6 separate regions of the Homo sapiens genome follow, and regions 2, 3, 4, 5 and 6 are each linked to region 1. Evidence: chromatin contacts called from ENCODE Hi-C or POLR2A ChIA-PET data. All regions are on one chromosome and are shown on one strand. The core of a region is the stretch at or near the end of the contact, and the rest is flanking DNA. Distances in the headings are between cores, read along the strand shown.

Region 1 (2,794 bases), core at 145-2,644:
TCTACCTCATTATCTATTAAAATGTAATAATAATAGAAATAAAGTGCACAACAAATGTAACGCACTTGGATCATCCCAAAACCATCCCCCTCCCTTCTGTCTGTGGAAAAATTGTCTTCCATGAAACCAGCCCCTGGTGCCAAAAAGGTTGGGAATGGCTGCTTTAAAGGGTTTCTCAAGGTTCTAATATTTTATTTGATAAGAAGTAGAATCATATAAAAAACCAAACATATGTGTTAATTTGGGTATTTATACAGATATAGTGTATATACATACATACAGGCATGGAGGAATTTCCAAATTTCCTCTATTGTAAAACATACACATACACACACCAACACACACATGCACACATGGTATCCTAATAGAAGGCAAGGAGAATAGACATTTACTGAGCACTTCCTATGTGCCACATGTTTTATATACATTAGGATATTACAGTATATGGTAGCTTTTATCCATTCATTCAATCTCAATACTTTTTTTTTTTTTTAAGAGTAGAGCAACTGAGGCTCACAGCAGTTATGTAACCTGCCCAAAGTCACACAGCATGATGGAGGGTCTGGATTGGAGATTTTGTCTGACTACAACACTCATGTATCAAATCCTATTCAGTTTTGATGTTAAAAATTCTGTGGTTGAATTCGTCACAGTGTCTTTAAATAAAACAACAACAAACAAAACACAGCAAACCTTAACATAGTTGCTAATCATATGAGTTTACAAGGCCACCTGTGTCTTTACTATCAGTTACACTCCTTCCCACCCCATCACATTAATCACTCAGGTCTAGGGATTTGCAAGTTTGCTAACAGCCGAATGGAACAAAGACAAAACGCTAAAATTTGTGATGTGGGCCTAACTCCAAAGCCTTCAAGAAAAAAAAAAAAAGGCCAGGCGCAGTGGCTCATGCCTGTGATCTCAACACTTTGGGAGGCCTAGGAGGGTGGATCACCTGAGGACAGGAGTTCGAAACCAGCCTGACCAACATGGTGAAACCTCGTCTCTACTAAATACAAAAAAATTAGCTGGGCGTGATGGCGCATGCCTGTTAATCCCAGCTACTTGGGAGGCTGAGGCAGGAGAATCGCTTGAATCCGGGAGGCAGAGGTTGCAGTGAGCCGGTATTGCGTCACTGTTGCCCACTCCAGCCTGAGCAACAAGAACGAAACTCCGTCTCAAAAAAAAAAAAAATAGCCATTTGTGCTTTCAATCTCTCCGCTTCCGGCCTCCACCCGGCGGGAAAAAACTCCCGCACGTGGGCCTCCACGATTCCTTGGCATGCGTGTCACTCTGGGCAACAGGCTGGTCGGCCACGACTGCGCAGGCGAGAGGCACAGAGCGACTGGAGACTGTAGTCCCCCGGTTTCCCTGGAGACCAGGCGGAAGCGGCCGGAAGTAGCGCTGCGGTTGGCAGCGGCGGGATGGAGAAGCTGGGGGTGGAGCCGGAGGAGGAAGGCGGCGGCGACGACGACGAGGAAGACGCCGAGGCCTGGGCCATGGAACTGGCGGACGTGGGGGCGGCAGCCAGCTCGCAGGGTGCGCCGCAGCCAGAGGAGCCAGCGGCCTCCTTGGGTGTAAATGAGAAGGGTGGGGCAGGCGGACGCTCGGGGCGGCGGCCACTGGGGCGCGACCGTCCCCGCCCCACTCGGCTCCTCTAAGAGAGGGCTGCCTCCCTCTGCCTTGTGTTACGCGGCGGGTACCTCTAGAGGAATGGCTTCACCCAGCAGGAGTAGGGTGGGGCGCGTCCACACTACAAATACGTGTCGAGGGTTTATCTGCGCCGTCCTTTCCTCTGTGAGGGGCGAGGTGGGGCGGGAATCCCTCAGCCAGCCCGACGAAAACTGCAGAGGCTTCTGGGCCTTTTAACTTTGGAGAAGTTGAGGACCTTGTCGCTCATTTGGCAGAAGGTGGGACCCGGATCTCAGTCCTGGCAGGAAGGGATGGCTCAGAACCTAGGCGGAGTCAGGTCCGCTGTGGTCACGTCTCCGGTGACCCACTTCCAGCTCTGGTCTTTACCTTGTACCGCCCACCTCAGGGCCTGGATGTAAAGGCACCGGTTCTCATTTCCTGCTGGTTTTGTTTCATTCATTAATTTAGAGACAAGGTCTCCCTGCAGCCTCGAACCCCTGGGCTCAAGTGATCCTCCGCCCCAGCCTCTCCGTCCCGAGTAGCTGGGACAGCAGGCACGTGCCACCACACCTGGCTGATTTTCAGATTTTTTTAGATCAGGTGTAGCTGTGTTGTCCAGGCTGGTCTCAAACTCCAGCCACAAGCGATCCTTCCACCTCAGCTTCGAAAAGTATTGGGATTACAGTAGTTAGCCATCGTGCCTGGCCTTTTAAATTTTGGAACTTTAGGTTTACCTGAAAGTTGCAGAGCTAGATCCCCCTAGTGTTAACATAAACTCAGTACATTTGTCAAAACTAGGAAATTAACATTGGTATAATACTATTAATTGAACTACACGCTTTATTAATATTCTACCAGTTTTTCTGCTAACGTTCATTTTCTGTTCCAGGATCCCAACCAGAATATTGTATTGTATTTTGCCTGTCTTGTTTTTAGCCAGTGTTGAGAGAAGGAGTCGCCTCTGTCATTCCCTCCCCGACAAATAATGACCTAACAACTTTTTAAAATCAAAGAACTATTCAGTCTTTCAATTTAGTGAATATTTATTGGTGGTCTGTTATGTCCTAGACACTGTTTTAGGCACTGGCGATTTAGCATTAAACCAGATAATCCTGCTGCCATGGGAGCTAAAAATAGCCCACACTTGTACCCACTGGTTGTC
Region 2 (2,794 bases), core at 161-2,660, 4.7 Mb after region 1:
CACCTGGGATCTGCCGCACACCTGCCCTTGCTGCTGATGCTCATTGCTGTGGCCCTCACTGTGTGACTGCTATAGCACCAACACACCTTTGTTGAGTTTATGTTTTGGGGAAGGTTGATCTCAAGTGTATTTGTTTAAAGACTCCACCCAACGTTCACTCTTGGTGGTGAAGGCAGGGGACACAACTCTCTGGATGTTGGATTTACAGCATTAGTAAGTCTGTTCAATATAATTTAAAGCCTGATTATAAATGATTTTAGGATGTCTTAATGTTTCTGTTCCTAAAGCCTTTAAGAAAAGTCCATAGATTTCATCTGCATTTTCCATACAGGGTGCAGGTGATAGGTGATTTGAATACTTGCTATTTTGTAGCCTTTCCCATTCTGAAATTCACTTTCAGTTCACTCAGAGATGTAGGTGAAAGACAGCAGTGGCAGTGAAGGAAAGTGGGAGAATGAAAGGATCAGAGTGTGGAGAGATGACCACAGCCACTGAGGCAGGTGTGCTGTTGTTACTTTTGAAAAGAATGGCAAGGCAATCAGCTTGCATTTCCTAGTTTGGGACCACCATGCTTAGAATCAGATTGACTGAGGAGCTTTACAGAGACTCTCACTTGCACAGTATTTAAAAGAAAAAAATGTGTGTGTGTGTGTGTGTGTGTGTGTGTGTGTGTGTGTGTGTATGTATATAAATTTTTAAAGTGCCCACTTGGCCGGGTGCAGTGGCTCACGCCTGTAATCCTAACACTTTCAGAGGCTGAGGCAGGAGGATTGCTAGAGCCCAGAGCTTGAGGCTGCAGTGAGCCGCAGTCGTGTCACTGCACTCCAGTGTGGGCAACAGAGTGAGACCCTGTCTCAAAAAAAAAAAAAAAAAAAAATTTAAAAGGTGCTCACCCACACAACCTGGAACCTAGCCATGTGTATGAAATGTGTGGTAGGGCATAATTGCCCCCCTTAATCTCCCTGAAACTTGTTTAGATAACTTTGTGAAATAAAACGTTACATCTCCATGTTGTTTCTGTCTTCGTGCTGTACTGTGGTGATGGCCATTAGTTAAGGGGATAAAAATACTGAAATACTGTCTAGTTTGCATAGTTCATTGCCAGATGGTTTCATTTTCATTCTTTTACTGTTAGAGTTCATCCTGTTGTCATTAGGCATGCCTTACTACAAAGTCTCTTATTTAATCTAAATGTAGGGATATAATAGATTTTTATCCTTTTAAAACTCATCTTTTAGCTATGGCGACTTTGACTTCCTGCCAAAATCCTGTTACCCTAGCAACAGGTAAAAAATTTTTTAAAAAACCAGTTTCTCCTATCTTTTTTGGCTTAGAACTTATTTGTGATCTCAAGGTTTTAGGAGAAATATCTTTAAATCAGTTGCATGTTCTCTTCTATCTCTGGTTGACTGTTAGAGAGTGATGGCTTCTCACTTGATTCTGCATTTGTGTCAGATGTGATTAAAAGGCACATTAAGAGTTTGTATATTCATGCTAGAAATGTATATCACTGCTGGCTTTATGAAACTTATTTTTCATTAGTTTTGGCCACTGGAATTGATATTTTGTTTGTGTGTGTGTGTGTGTGTGTGTGTGTGTGTGTGTGTGTGTGTGTATACACAGTTTTTCTTTTTTTTTTTAGACAGAGTCTCGCTCTGTCGCTCAGGCTGGAGTGCAGTGGCGTGATCATAGCTCAGTGCTACCTCACACTCTTGGTCACGAGCAATCTGCCAGCCTCAGCCTCCTGAGTAGCAGGGACTACAGGTGAACACCACCATGCCTGGCTAATTTTTATTGATTTTCATTTTTTTGTAGGGAGTTCGGGGTAGAGGGAGTTGTCTTTGTTGCCCAGGCTTGTCTCAAACTCCTGGCCTCAAGTGATCCTCCAGCCTTGGCCTCCCAAAGTGCCAGGATTACAGATGTGCGCCATCACACCTGGCCTATAATTTTATTATATTCTAAATATTTTTACTTCATATATTTCTTATATATTTATATACTATAGATCATATATAATACATATTTCTTATACTATATAAATCTATAATTTTTAATACTAACTTTTATTATAATTTATATTTTATTAGTTTATTTGATATTTTATTAGTATGGTTTACTATATGTAGTTTTCTGAAGTCCTCCACTTGATTTAATAAGAACTTTTTTTAATGTAAGGCTATAAATGTGTTGTAAAAAGGATGTTGAAAATTTTTGGTTCAGAGCATATTAAAGTACATATTGAACTATTGGTGATTTTGGTAGCTTGTGGCTAAATTGGAAGGCGGGGTGTTAAGGATACTGGGGCTAACACTGTCTGAGGGCTTACCCTACTTACTATCTCATTGCAGCAGGCTCCTGAGGGGAGACAGTTACGAATCCCACTTTTAGGTGAGGAAATGAAGCCTGAGAAAGGTTCAATAACTTACCCCAGGGTTTTGCAGCCTGCCAGAGGCAGGTTTCTAGCCCAGACTCTGCAGTTTGCACAGAATGAAAGCTGACATTTCAAAAGCTGCTTAATTTTAGTCTCCTTGAATCTTTCAATATAGATGTGGGACAGTTAGCAGATATGTCTTTCCATCCAGTTTTTACTTCTGCTTTTGATGTAGTCATTTTCATTTCATTTAGGTGTTCAATCTTGGTTAAAGTTGGTTATGCCATCATTAACTGGACGTGTGTGTAGTTTTGGAAGACTGTGAATGTCCTGGTTTTATATTCCTTAGCTGGGGTCTGATGCTTTCTGGAATTACTTGCAGTTGCTGTTAACAGCATCATGGTGTCGTTAATTAATTGGGCA
Region 3 (2,794 bases), core at 211-2,710, 4.3 Mb after region 1:
CATCCGTAGCTTTTCGCTCCAGAGCACACAGGCCACTGTAGCTTGCTGCAATATTTTCTCTTCTGACTTCTACCAGGGTGTGTGGGGAGAGAAAGAAGAGCTCTGAAATAAAACAGGCTAAAATTTGGTCTATAAATGGAATTTGGGACTGAAATGATTCCTCAGACAAAGTAGAATTAACTGCAATTTCAGGACTTTTTTTTTTTTTTTAACAGCATCATAGGTAGAGGTTGATCAAGGACTTTTGAGGCTTGAGTGGTCTGAAACCTAGAACAGAGACCTCAGAGGATTTTAGATTTAGATAAATGGGAAGGGTGAGTTGAAAAGAAATGTTACACTCAAATTTGGAAGAAAAAACCAAGGTTCAAGGAAGTTATTTTTAATGAAAAATCAGTGATTAAAGAGGAGAATCCCAATTTGTACCAAAATATTCATTTCCACAAATCCTGCTTAGTGCATGGTCTATTTCATTATACTAATTAGCTACACTGATTAATGCTTCTGTTTATATTTTTAAATAGATTTTGTAAAAGAGGATAATGAAACGGAAAAGCACCTTCATCACATTCCCCTCCAACAGACATGCCTACAGGCGGCCTTTATCAGTGGTTCTCAATCGTGGTTCTCCCGATAGATCACCTGGGAACTTGTTAGAAGTGCAAATTTCACACACTGGGGGAGGGGAGCAATCTGGGTTTTAACAAGTCCTCCAGGTGATTCTGATGCCACATGCTGAAGCCACTTGGCCACAACCATAGCATCAATGCCCACCTGGGGGACACTGGCCTTAATTGCAAAGGACCCTCGAGGACACAGGAACTGGATACCTGGTCTACAAGCCCAAACTTTAACAATGATGGACAGCAACAGAACCTCACCTCTTCCTTCTCTTTTGCAAGATGGCTTTTTTGGGTCTTGTTTCTCTTCTGTGTGTGATAATGATGTTTCGAGTTTGGGCATCTTTTTAAGAAAGGCTGAGTTCTTTCTGATATTTTCCTTTTCTTCCAGTTTCAGCCTCAGTGCTGCCACCCTGGACAAAATTTTCTTCTTTACTCCCTCAGCTAAATGTCCACTGCCTGGGGCTTCTGGCTTCCTCTTGACCTCCTCTGACCCCGTCACTGCTGTGAGGGTCCCTGGCGATTTGCCTGCTCGGGCTTCCAGGGACTTCTCTCTCTCCCTGGACTTTTTCGCACAGCCCAGGGTGCCCTTTTGACATGGATCCTGCAGTAATTTAGGGGCTTTCTCTAACTCACGTTCTCCTGAAATAAATGCCAAGGTCTTCGCTGAGGAGCTAGATGAGCTTGGGGGTTTGGTTTCCCCAATTTGAAGCACCTCTATTTTAGGTTCCTCCATTTTGTGGCTTATCAAAAAGTCTGTGACATTTCCTTCAGGAGATGAAGTACAAGGGAACCTGGTAAGATCAGGAGAAGAGGGCAAAGGTTTCCCACGCTCATTCTCAATAGTTCCCCTTTTCTGTGAAACAGGAAACACATACTGACGCTTTCTGGGCTCAACTATGTCATTTTCAGGGACGTCATGAATTTGGCCTGTGGAGTTGTGCGTGTCAACCCCAAGAGAAGCGTGAGTCATTATTGGAAGACAACTAGAAAGAGGTGAAGTGGGGGAAATCAATTCTGCTTTGTCCTTTTTGCTTTGCTCAGCCTCCCCTAAGCTCCCATCACTGCTTTCTTGTATTTGGCCTATGCTACATCCACTTGGAATTCTTTCACCGCCTTCGCTGGGTTGCAGGACTTGCCAAATGGCAGTTTTTGCCTCCTCAGGTTGAATTTGTTCAGCCTCCTGCTTCATACTGCCTTCTTGGCTTCTGCTGATTCTATTTTCACTCAGAATGGTTCCCTGGAGACATGGAACTTGCAAAATGGCCGGCTGGATTTCCGCTTCGTGGCCCATGTTTCCGTCATTTGATTGACCCCCTTCTCTGGCGCCCTGTGGTGTGGTTTCAGAGGGCTCTGGTTTTCCAGCCCTGGTGTACTCTATCACACTTATCTCATCAATGGGATCTACAGAGGACTCTAGGATTTTAGGGCAGGTCAGAAACTTTTTAAAGAAGGCAGTGTGATCCATCTTGAGTTGTTTTTCCTCCTGGTCTTGACTCACATTGTTAACATTTTCCTTCCCTCCAGTTTCAGAAGCCGCTGACAGTGAATCTGTGACAGATAACTCCTTTTCATCTACAGGGTCCACGGATGACTCCAGGAGTCTGGGTTGGCTGAAACCCCGGGAAGAAAGACTTCTCCAATGTACACTGATGGTGGGCTCTTCGCCTTTATGGCTTTCTCTGCTATCAGCAAGGGCTGACTCAGCATCCTCTGGACTGTGAGCCAATGCTGCTATTTCAGAGGGGGCCAATTCAGGCACAACAGCATCTGCCTTTAGACTATCAGGTACAGCCCAGACCTTGTCAGGAATTATGAGACCACCGTCTGATGCCTTGCTCTCAGAATTTGTCAGTTGTCGTGGTGGCCAGATTTCAGAAGCGGAAGCCTCTAGAGTTATAATCTTCAGCTTGTTGCCTGCCTCCCAATTTCCAGGTCTATATTCTTTAGACTCTTCCAAAAGGATATCAGAGAGAGATGGAACGTTGCTCAGAGCCTGACTGTCTTCTTCCCCAGCAGTTTCAGCCACCACGGAGACCCTCGTCCCCCAACCTGAGCGCTGCCCTGCTCCTTCCCTAGAGCTTGCGGGTGAGTGGGCCGTGGGCACCAAGTTTCTTTCCTCTTGTGCAGCAGATGTCGTAGGCAAACTTTGTTGGAAATCAGGTGCAGAAAGAGAA
Region 4 (2,794 bases), core at 174-2,673, 4.0 Mb before region 1:
GGACATAGATTTAAAAATGCAATTAAGCTCCAAGGTTTAGAATTCCAGGCATGGGAACAGGCAATGCAGAACAAGGAACTAAGAATCAGCTCAAGTGGGGACCACAGCGGCAGGAGAGGAGAACACAGATCTACCAAAGACCTCTAGGACAGAAACTTTCAAGGTACTTCTTGCCAGGGGTAAGACTGAAGCTAATATCTAGAATTCAATTACAAAATCGCACTTTGGTTCCTCCATGCTAACTTGAGGTTGAACACAGAACTCTAGAGCACAGACAAAATCAATATCTGCATGTGTTGCGGCTTCCTAAGGCCAGCTCCAGTTTTGATGATTTGCCAGAAGGGCACACATGACTTAGCACATAGTCATAATCATGGCTAAGATTTGCTGCAATGAAAAGATACAAGGCAAAATGAGCAAAGGTAAAAGGCACATGAGGCAAAGTCCAAAGGACCACAGGCACAAGTTTCCAAGAGTTCTCTCCCAGTGGAGTTGCACAAGACATACTTCCTCTAGCAATGAGTGTGACAATGTGTGATATGTTATCGGGGTGTCATTAGAGACTGTCCCTAAGGCTTTTACTGGGAGCTGGACATATAGGCATTCCCTGCCTACCATGTACCATGATTCCAGATACCCAGATGGAAAGCAGTTGTTCAGCATAAACCATACTGTCCACACAGTCTAGGCACAGTGAGCCACCCTTATCATTTAGGGAAAGTGTTTTATTTTATTTTACTTTTTTAGAGGCAGGGTCCTGCTCTGTCACCCAGGCTGGAGTGTAGGGGTTTGATCAGAACTCACTGCAGCGTTAAACTCCCAGGCTCAAGCAATCCTCCTGTCTCAGCCTCATAGTAGCTAGGACTACAGATGTGTGCCACCACACCTGACCAATTTATAAAATATTTTTGTAGAGACGGAGTGTTGCTATATTGCCTAGAACTTCTGAACTTCTGACGTCAAGCAATCCTCCTGCCTCAGCCTCCCAAGGTTATAGGATTACAGGCATGAACCACTGTGCCCGACCAAGGGAAAGTTTTATATCAGTGTAGGTACCTGTTTACCAGTTAAGTTCCCAGATGTCAGCCAAGGGCCAACTTTGCAAGCAGGCCTTTCTAAGAATAGCAGTCTCAGGTCTGCTTTGCTAGTTCTTTTCTACACATTGTATTATATACTGATGCATATTTTTACCAACATATAAGGGTATGACTGATGTGTATCCACTCTTAAGGCTGTTATTTCTGTAAATTGGCATTTCCAAATTCTTTTTAATATTCTCACGTTAGTATTCTCTCAGTTGCTTTATTTTATTCTTACATTTTAGTTTTTCCTCTCTCATTCTGTCTTCTTGAAACCATCCTCATAATAACATGCCAGGTTTTGGGCTGAAGGGCAGTCAAGCATTAATCAGGCTACACTTTGGCCCACTTCGCTGTAATTGCTAACTAACCGAAAGTCACGTAGGCCAGAACACAGACCATGAACTTCCTCATTGTTCCTATAGATAGCATCTTTAGCATTAGAAGTCTGAAACTTTCCATTCAAGATGATTTTCAGATTCTGAATTCTTTTTTAAAAATTGTATTATTATTATTTTTAGAGACAAGATGTTGCTCTGTCACTCAGGCTGGAGTACAGTGGCATGATCACAGTTCACTGCAGCCTCTAAACTTCTGGGCTCAAGTGATCTTTCCACCTCAGCCTCCCAAGTAGCTGGGACTATAGGTGCTTACCACCGCACCCAACTAACTTTATTTTATTTTTGTAGGAACAGAATCTTGTTCTGTTGCCCAGGCTGCTCTTGAACTCTTGGCTTCAAGAGATCCTCTTGCCTTGGCCTCCAAAAGTGCTGGGATGAATCTCTGTCATGGTGGCATGAGCCACCATGCCTGGCCCAGATCCTGAATTCTAGCAGGACAGCTCATGCCCACCAGTCTGAAGACACCAAAAGGAGAACTGACTCAATGCAAGAATGCAATTTCTTTAGTTCCATGACGTCACCCTTCATTCTTCAACCAATCAGTGATCCTTATACCTTGGCCCACTAACCATCCAAACCCCTTAAAATCCCTAGATCCTAAACTCCTTGAGGAGGTGGATTTGAGGTTTCCTCCAGTCTCCTTGTTTGGCTGCCTTGTGATTAAACCTCTTTCTCTGCTGCAATTCTTTGTGTCTTGGTGTATTTACTTACCACACATTGGACATTTTACCAAGAACTAAAAATAGAACTACCATTTGACCCAGCAGTCCCACTACTGGGCATCTACTCAAAGGAAAAGAAATCATTCTATCAAAAAGACACCTGTACTCCTATGTTTATTGCAGTACTATTCAAAATAGCAAAGTCTATTTATGTTATAATCAGATTTGTATTACAACTGTTTTATATTACAATAGCTTTATATTATAAATATAATTATGTAACCTATATATAGTACTCAGTTACAATTGTTTGTGTGTGTGTAACTATGTCTGTGTTGTAAAAATTATTCTACCAAAATGGGAATGGTAGGTAGAAAGTATATGCAGATAATTTTGTCTAACAATTTTGTCTTTCATTTTTGTCCAACAAATGCACTGTTTACCTTTTGCCACCGTACTCTCTGCCTCAGAGGGCTGACCTTTGTGGACTGTTTCATGAGTAGCCTTTGACTTTTGGCTTACAGCTGGTTTAATCACTGGGGAGGATCACCAGGAGACCTAGAGACTGGGAGGTGAATGAGGGAGGGTGGTTGCTGTCCTGGGAAGTGAATGAGGGAGGGTGCTTACTGTCCCAGATCTTTCCCTGTCGATT
Region 5 (2,794 bases), core at 106-2,605, 3.6 Mb after region 1:
CAATCCTCTTACTAGCTACAGAATGCTGATTGGTGCATTTTACAATCCTCTTCTAAGACAGAAAAGTTCTCCAAGTCCCCACTCGACCCAGGAAGTCCAGCTGGCTTCACCTCTCAGAAGGAGTCTCTGAGCAGAAAGGACCAGCTGGTGGAGAACGCACCGAGTTTTATAGTCCAGTTTGAGGAGGTGTTGTCTGATTTACTAGGCCTCACAGATTGGTTCCATCATGTATGACATTTACAAAGCTCTCTGGGAAGGCTTGTCGCCCTACCCTAATCTTCTTATGCAAATGGACTTTCCAGTTGATGGGGGCCATATTATCTGCTTCTTACCGTACACGTGGCTGGCAGAGAAGGCAAGATGGAGCCACCATCTTGAAAAGGTCTAGTCCTTAGTTCCTGCTGGCATTCATCTGTGCAGCAAGCTGCCAGCTTGCTTGTCTATGTCTGCAGCTCAACTTTTATCAGCTGCTCTTTGTTAGAAAATTATTTGGGGCTGCTTTTCATTAAAAGGAAAGCCCTACCAAGGACTCCCATGCCCTTGCTATCTCCCTAAGTAATTCCTTTTTACCTCCTATATCACCACAAGCCAGCTTTCCTGGGAGTCCCCTAGTTTCTCTCCAGGCCCTAGGTCACTTCCTATCACCACTGAATCTGTCAGCATCTTTTTGGTGCACTCAGGCCTCCTGGCTCTCCTCCTCAGTATAGCCTTGAATTAATCACCAACTTATCACATAGTGAACAGATGTAGCCTTTTCCAAATCACTCAGGGTCTTCATTCTGAACCCAAATCACCACTCTGTGCTTTAAAATATCTCTCCCTTGCAGTTTGGTGTGGGTGTAGGACTACATTCTGGCCAATGGAGCTTGAGCAGAAGTGATACATGCAACTTTCAAGTCATGCCCCGTGCCCGTTCTTTTCTTTCTGCAGGAGGGAATACAGATGAATTGGCAGGATCAGGAGCAGCCATGTTGCACCAAGAGAAGATGAAAAAAGCATATGTTGCAGATTGCAAAGTAACTAGGTAAGCATTTGAGTCCCTAAAACTATTCCTGGTATGACTGGTAGCGGCATACTAGCTTGGACTTTTTTGTGTCAGAGAAATAAACCTTCATCTCACTTAAATCAGTATTATTTGGGGCCACTCTCTCTGTAGTAGGAGTGAAACTAGTATCCTAACTAATTTAACTGTCAAAAGAAAAAAAAATATGAGGCGAGAAAATAAGGAATCAAGAAACAAAAGTCAAGTTTTACTCACTTCATAGCTTGGCTCAAAAGCAACTTTAAATATGTGAGAAATGCAACAAATGATAATCATGCATACAGAGAAATTCCTCAAGTGACAAATGCTTTTACTTTCATTTCCTTTCTTGAAAATTGACAGAGTAAGATTCAGATGCATGTACTGACACTCACGTCAGTAACATCGGCTCAGGTTAGACTTTGGTCGTCTTATCCTTCGACTACCTAAGGGACTCATGGCCAGTATATTTTACAACCCCCAGTGCCAGTTACTGAATTCTCACCTGAGAATGAATTCCCTAAGTCTGTAATGTTTCATCATCTTGCAACACAGATAAGCCTGTGTTTAGAGCAGGCTTTTCCATATGAGTCCCTCCTCTTTCACACTGGGGCTGAGTAGAAGGTGATTGACCTGCCTGAGACTTTATCAGTTTGGAGTTCATGTTCCATGTGGTGTTGGAGGGAGCAATGGAGGCTGTGAAATCAGACATCCTGCTTTTTGACAGGGTTGTTTGATGACTCACCCAAGCCATTTTTTATTCTCGGTGCATATTCTAGTTTCCCTTCTCCCGACAGTAGCCTGATGCACCTGTGCTTGCACTGTCCTTAAGCCTGTTGCTATTGTTATGTGGTGTCACTGAGCCCAACACTGCGTGCGTGTGTGTGTGTGTGTGTGTGTGTGTGTGTGTTGAAAGGGGTAGGAAAGTGAGGATGATTTTCAACCATTAAACCCTTAAGGGGCCATCTTCTGAAGCCTGGCATCATCATTTTTGTTCTCAAGAACATTTAAGTCAAAAATAACAAGGTTCCTTTTGCTCATCTTCAAATTATTTTACTTGTTTGATCCAACTGCTAACTAGAAGGTGAATTCTTTCTGCTGTCATTTCATAATTCTAGTGTATTAAAAAGAGATGGGGGCTGGGCACGGTGGCTCATGCCTGTAATCCCAGCACTTTGGGAGGTCAAGGTGGGAGGATCACTTGAGGCCAGGAGTTCAAGACCAGCCTGAGCAACATAGCAAGGCCTCCTACAAAAAATTTTAAAAATTAGCTGGGCATGGTGACACCCACCTGTAGTCCCAGCTGCTTGGGAGGCTGAGGCAGGAGGATTGCTTGAGCCCAGGAGTTTAAGGTTGCAATGAGCTTCAAGTTTTTATACCTTCAATCATACCATTTGTGGCTTAGGAACCCCTAATATATTACATGGAGGGTAATGTAGACACCAAGAAAATGATTGAAAACAATTTATGCCTAAATACATTTGTATTCTTCTTTAGAGAAACCTAGTAGACAAACTAAAAGCTACTAAGCAAATAAATCAAGGTACTGTATTTTACAAAATGACTCAATTTATGCATCATTTAAAGAGTGTGGATCCCTTGGGAACTTTAAACATGGTTGCATTAGTTAAACAGTTGCTTCATTCAGATCCCTCTAGGAACTTGGGCAGCACAAGGGAAGGGGGGCCTCTGTTCCTACTGTGTGGTCCTGGTGATCTGTGTAGGTATCTTCTTTTACCGGGTTAAGTGATAAAAACGGTGTCTTGTGCTCTT
Region 6 (2,794 bases), core at 116-2,615, 3.4 Mb after region 1:
ACCTAGTGTTTGAAATTAAGTTCTTGGCAAGTCACAAGAAAATTGACATAACTCATTAATAAATGCAGTCTCATTTTCCTAATGAGAAGAGACTCTACCTTTAGACCTGTTTTAAATGGTTTCTCCTTGGTTCCATCTCCCGTGGCATCGCTTCCCTCTCGGTCAGAGACGTACAGCTCTGCTGTTTGACAAAATGAGGGTAAGTTATGGTCTGGCCATTAACTATTAGTCACCTTACTACTTTATTCATTCCTTATCTTTGTAAACAGAACAAGCATCGATTAATAAAAATTGAGGTCCATAAGTAATTAATATCCTAGTTATTTCCCCACTCCATTTCAATAACATCCATCTCATAAAAACATTAGTTAATAATCCAGGTTTTCAAAATGAACTCTGATCATTTTAATTTGTGATATTTATTCTATCTAATTGGGCACCCAAAAATAAAATATGGGCTTTGAAGTTGATCAGACATACGCTGGAATGTTGGATTTTGTACCTTAAAAGGCAGGGTGACTCTGGAGAATTTACTTAACCTTTCTGAGCTTATTTCTTTACCTATAAAATAGGAAAAACAATCCCCATCTTGAAAGGCTGTGCTGAGGATGAAATAAAATAACACATACAAATCAGATATCCCAGTGCCAGTTTTTGTAGAGATGGCAAATAAACACCAGCTCCCTCTGGACTTTAAAGGAAACAGAAGCTCTGAGGTTAGAAAATTTCAGAAGGCCTCACAACTAGTAGGTCTGAACAGTTAACATCCATCCAGGTCTCTCTCTTTTTTTTTTTTTTTTTCCTACTGCACAGTATGGTCTCCCCGGAAACCTCAATAAAAAAATGAGGGTGGGAGAAAAACAACTAGAATCCTAAAGCCCCTTCCTGACGATCACTTTGAAGAACTGCAGGAGTAGGGGCTACCCTGTGTCTGAACCCGTCCCAGCGCCTGAGTCTCAGCGCAATCGGGAGGTTTCGCAGCGGGGCAGGGGAAGGGCCCGGAGCCACCGCCATCGCAGCCCGGGGGAACGACGGACTCGGGGAAGCCCGGCCTGGCCCTTCAAGTCCCGGGCCCAGCAAAGGCCAGCACCCTCCCTCCCTCCCTCCCTGCAATCGGTCCCCAAACATTCGCGGGGCGCCCACTCTGGTAGGCACTAAGGAAAGCGCCGAAACCCGACTGGAGCAGAGTTCCTGCCCCAGGCAGGGAACACCGCGCCATACACTGAGTCTCACCCACCTAGCACCATGCCTGCAGTGGCCCTGGTCACCTCCAAGGACACAGACTGCAACACCGACGCCGTCTTATGACTCCAACGTGCACCGGCGGTTTCCGCGATTCCGGCGTTGCATCAGAGAGCGTAGATCTGAGGGCGCCTGCGAGAATCGGCCGAGCGCCGCGGTTCCATTGGTTACGAGAGGTGGGCGAGCGGCGCCGGGGCCGCCATCTTTGGTGAGGGCAGAGGCAACTTCCGGATCCAGAGACGCCCCGCCCCACGCGTTTGTGCAGCTCGGAAGGCGCTGCCTGTCCCGGAGCTCCGCGGCCCTGGAGACCCTGGCACAGTGTCACTTTTGCACCCTTCCTTCCCCGCCTCCCCAACTTTCCTTTCTGAATCTTCCAATTCCGCCCCAGCTGGAGGCGTGCGGGTCCTCTTGCAAACCAGACCAAGGATGTCGCCCCGATCCCCAGATGGTGGAGGCTGGTTGAGTTCATGTCACCAGCAAACACCGCGCCAGCTGCGAGACGGGGTGCGCGGCGGTGGAGGGGACGCAGCGGGTTGCGTAAACTTCCTTTTTTTTTTTTTTTTTTTTGAGACGGAGTCTCGCTCTGTCACCCAGGCTGGAGTGCAGTGGCGCGATCTCGGCTCACCGCACCCTCCACCTCCCGGGTTCAAGCGATTCTTCTGCCTCAGCCTCCCGAGTAGCTGGGATTACAGGCCTGTGCCACCATGCCCAGCTAATTTTTGTATTTTTAGTAAAGACGGGGTTTCACCATCTTAGTCAAGCTGGTCTCGAACTCCTGACCTTGTGATCCGCCCACCTCGGCCTCCCAAAGTGCTGGGATTACAGGCGTGAGCCATCGCGCCCGGCCAGATGCGTTAACTTTCTAAACTCCGTGAGCCAGCGTCCCTCGGTGTTCAGGAGAGGAGCTATGGTATATGTTCATTTAAAATTGTAAGGATTACCGTTAGGAAGGCCATAATAATGTGGTGGAAAGAACGAGGGCTTCGGAATACAAACCTGGGTTCTGCCTTTTACTAACCGTGTGTCTTCAGATAAATTACCTAAACTGAATGAGCTTCATTCAGCGAGTTGGGACCGATTGCAGGGAGGGAGGGAGGGTCCTGGCCCTTGCTGGGCCCGGGACTTGAAGGGCCAGGCCGGGCTTCCCCGAGTCCGTTGTTCCCCGGGCTGCGATGGCGGTGGCTCCGGCCCCTGCCCCTGCCCCGCTGCGAAACATCCCGATTGCGCCGAGAGTCAGGCGCTGAGAGGGGTTTATCTGTGTCTTCAGATAAATTACCTAATCTGAATGAGCTTCAGTTTTTCTATTTGTGAAAGATGATATAAATTCACTGCCCGGGCATGTAAGAGGTGCTAATAAAGGGTCTGTCATCATTTTCAACTTTTTTTTACTTTTTTGGTGGGCTTTTTTTTTTTTTGGAGACTGGGTCTTCTCTGTTGCTCAGGCTGGAGTGCAGTGGTGCTATCATAGCTCACGGCAGCCTCGAACTCCTGGGCTCAAGTGAGCCTCCCACTTAAGCCTCCCAAGTAGCTGGGACTATAGGTGCACGCCACC

What was found. A loop is a pair of places that touch in the nucleus more often than their neighbours do. ChIA-PET counts read pairs that join two places held with the same protein, here RNA polymerase II (POLR2A). Pooled maps may share reads with other maps.
Region 2: a map with no recorded cell type shows a loop between it and region 1 (7-fold over the local background). The contact joins the enhancer-like site here to the promoter of POLI in region 1. A Hi-C loop is called at or near these places in 1 of 168 maps with a recorded cell type or tissue (GM12878), 2 of 37 single-sample maps with no recorded cell type and 2 of 50 pooled maps.
Region 3: a loop to region 1 is called in a pooled map, with 2.4 times the contacts of the local background. The contact joins the enhancer-like site here to the promoter of POLI in region 1. A Hi-C loop is called at or near these places in 2 of 37 single-sample maps with no recorded cell type and 6 of 50 pooled maps.
Region 4: a loop to region 1 is called in a map with no recorded cell type, with 6 times the contacts of the local background. The contact joins the enhancer-like site here to the promoter of POLI in region 1. A Hi-C loop is called at or near these places in 3 of 37 single-sample maps with no recorded cell type and 3 of 50 pooled maps.
Region 5: a loop to region 1 is called in a map with no recorded cell type, with 8 times the contacts of the local background. The contact joins the enhancer-like site here to the promoter of POLI in region 1. A Hi-C loop is called at or near these places in 5 of 37 single-sample maps with no recorded cell type and 7 of 50 pooled maps.
Region 6: a pooled map shows a loop between it and region 1 (9-fold over the local background). The contact joins the promoter of NARS1 here to the promoter of POLI in region 1. A Hi-C loop is called at or near these places in 1 of 168 maps with a recorded cell type or tissue (B cell) and 9 of 50 pooled maps. POLR2A ChIA-PET finds 5 or more read pairs at or near these places in 1 of 52 experiments (HepG2).

Annotation. Positions count from the first base shown.
Region 1 is chr18:54,268,123-54,270,916 of GRCh38, forward strand. POLI (DNA polymerase iota) reads left to right here and starts at 1,395. Exons shown (of 10, transcript NM_007195.3): 1 at 1,395-1,539. The coding sequence starts at 1,425. It overlaps LOC124904307 (a long non-coding RNA gene), which reads right to left and starts at 1,783. Exons shown (of 2, transcript XR_007066379.1): 1 at 1,704-1,783. RefSeq lists enhancers at 757-906, 1,167-1,296, 1,827-1,876 and a silencer at 1,507-1,756.
Region 2 is chr18:58,962,966-58,965,759 of GRCh38, forward strand. All of the region lies in intron 7 of ZNF532 (zinc finger protein 532), which reads left to right. Among named protein-coding and RNA genes, the nearest start is that of ZNF532, 99 kb to the left of the region's middle. Within about 2 kb of position 1,411, at least 4 of the 41 ENCODE cell types and tissues checked have a DNase peak (open chromatin) inside an H3K27ac peak, as active enhancers do; they include GM12878, where a contact is called at or near this core.
Region 3 is chr18:58,533,956-58,536,749 of GRCh38, forward strand. It overlaps ALPK2 (alpha kinase 2), which reads right to left. Exons shown (of 13, transcript NM_052947.4): 5 at 879-2,794. Among named protein-coding and RNA genes, the nearest start is that of ALPK2-AS1, 22 kb to the right of the region's middle. RefSeq lists enhancers at 845-1,244, 1,345-1,394, 1,387-2,586, 1,505-1,724, 1,785-1,984 and 1 more. Within about 2 kb of position 1,461, at least 3 of the 41 ENCODE cell types and tissues checked have a DNase peak (open chromatin) inside an H3K27ac peak, as active enhancers do.
Region 4 is chr18:50,311,433-50,314,226 of GRCh38, forward strand. No RefSeq gene overlaps it. Among named protein-coding and RNA genes, the nearest start is that of CXXC1, 25 kb to the left of the region's middle. Within about 2 kb of position 1,424, at least 3 of the 41 ENCODE cell types and tissues checked have a DNase peak (open chromatin) inside an H3K27ac peak, as active enhancers do.
Region 5 is chr18:57,832,181-57,834,974 of GRCh38, forward strand. No RefSeq gene overlaps it. Among named protein-coding and RNA genes, the nearest start is that of ATP8B1, 30 kb to the left of the region's middle. RefSeq lists a silencer at 597-891 and enhancers at 1,269-1,468, 1,509-1,598, 1,639-1,688. Within about 2 kb of position 1,356, at least 6 of the 41 ENCODE cell types and tissues checked have a DNase peak (open chromatin) inside an H3K27ac peak, as active enhancers do.
Region 6 is chr18:57,620,471-57,623,264 of GRCh38, forward strand. It overlaps NARS1 (asparaginyl-tRNA synthetase 1), which reads right to left and starts at 1,366. Exons shown (of 14, transcript NM_004539.4): 1 at 1,238-1,366; 2 at 99-181. The coding sequence starts at 1,247. RefSeq lists enhancers at 1,215-1,919, 1,300-1,639.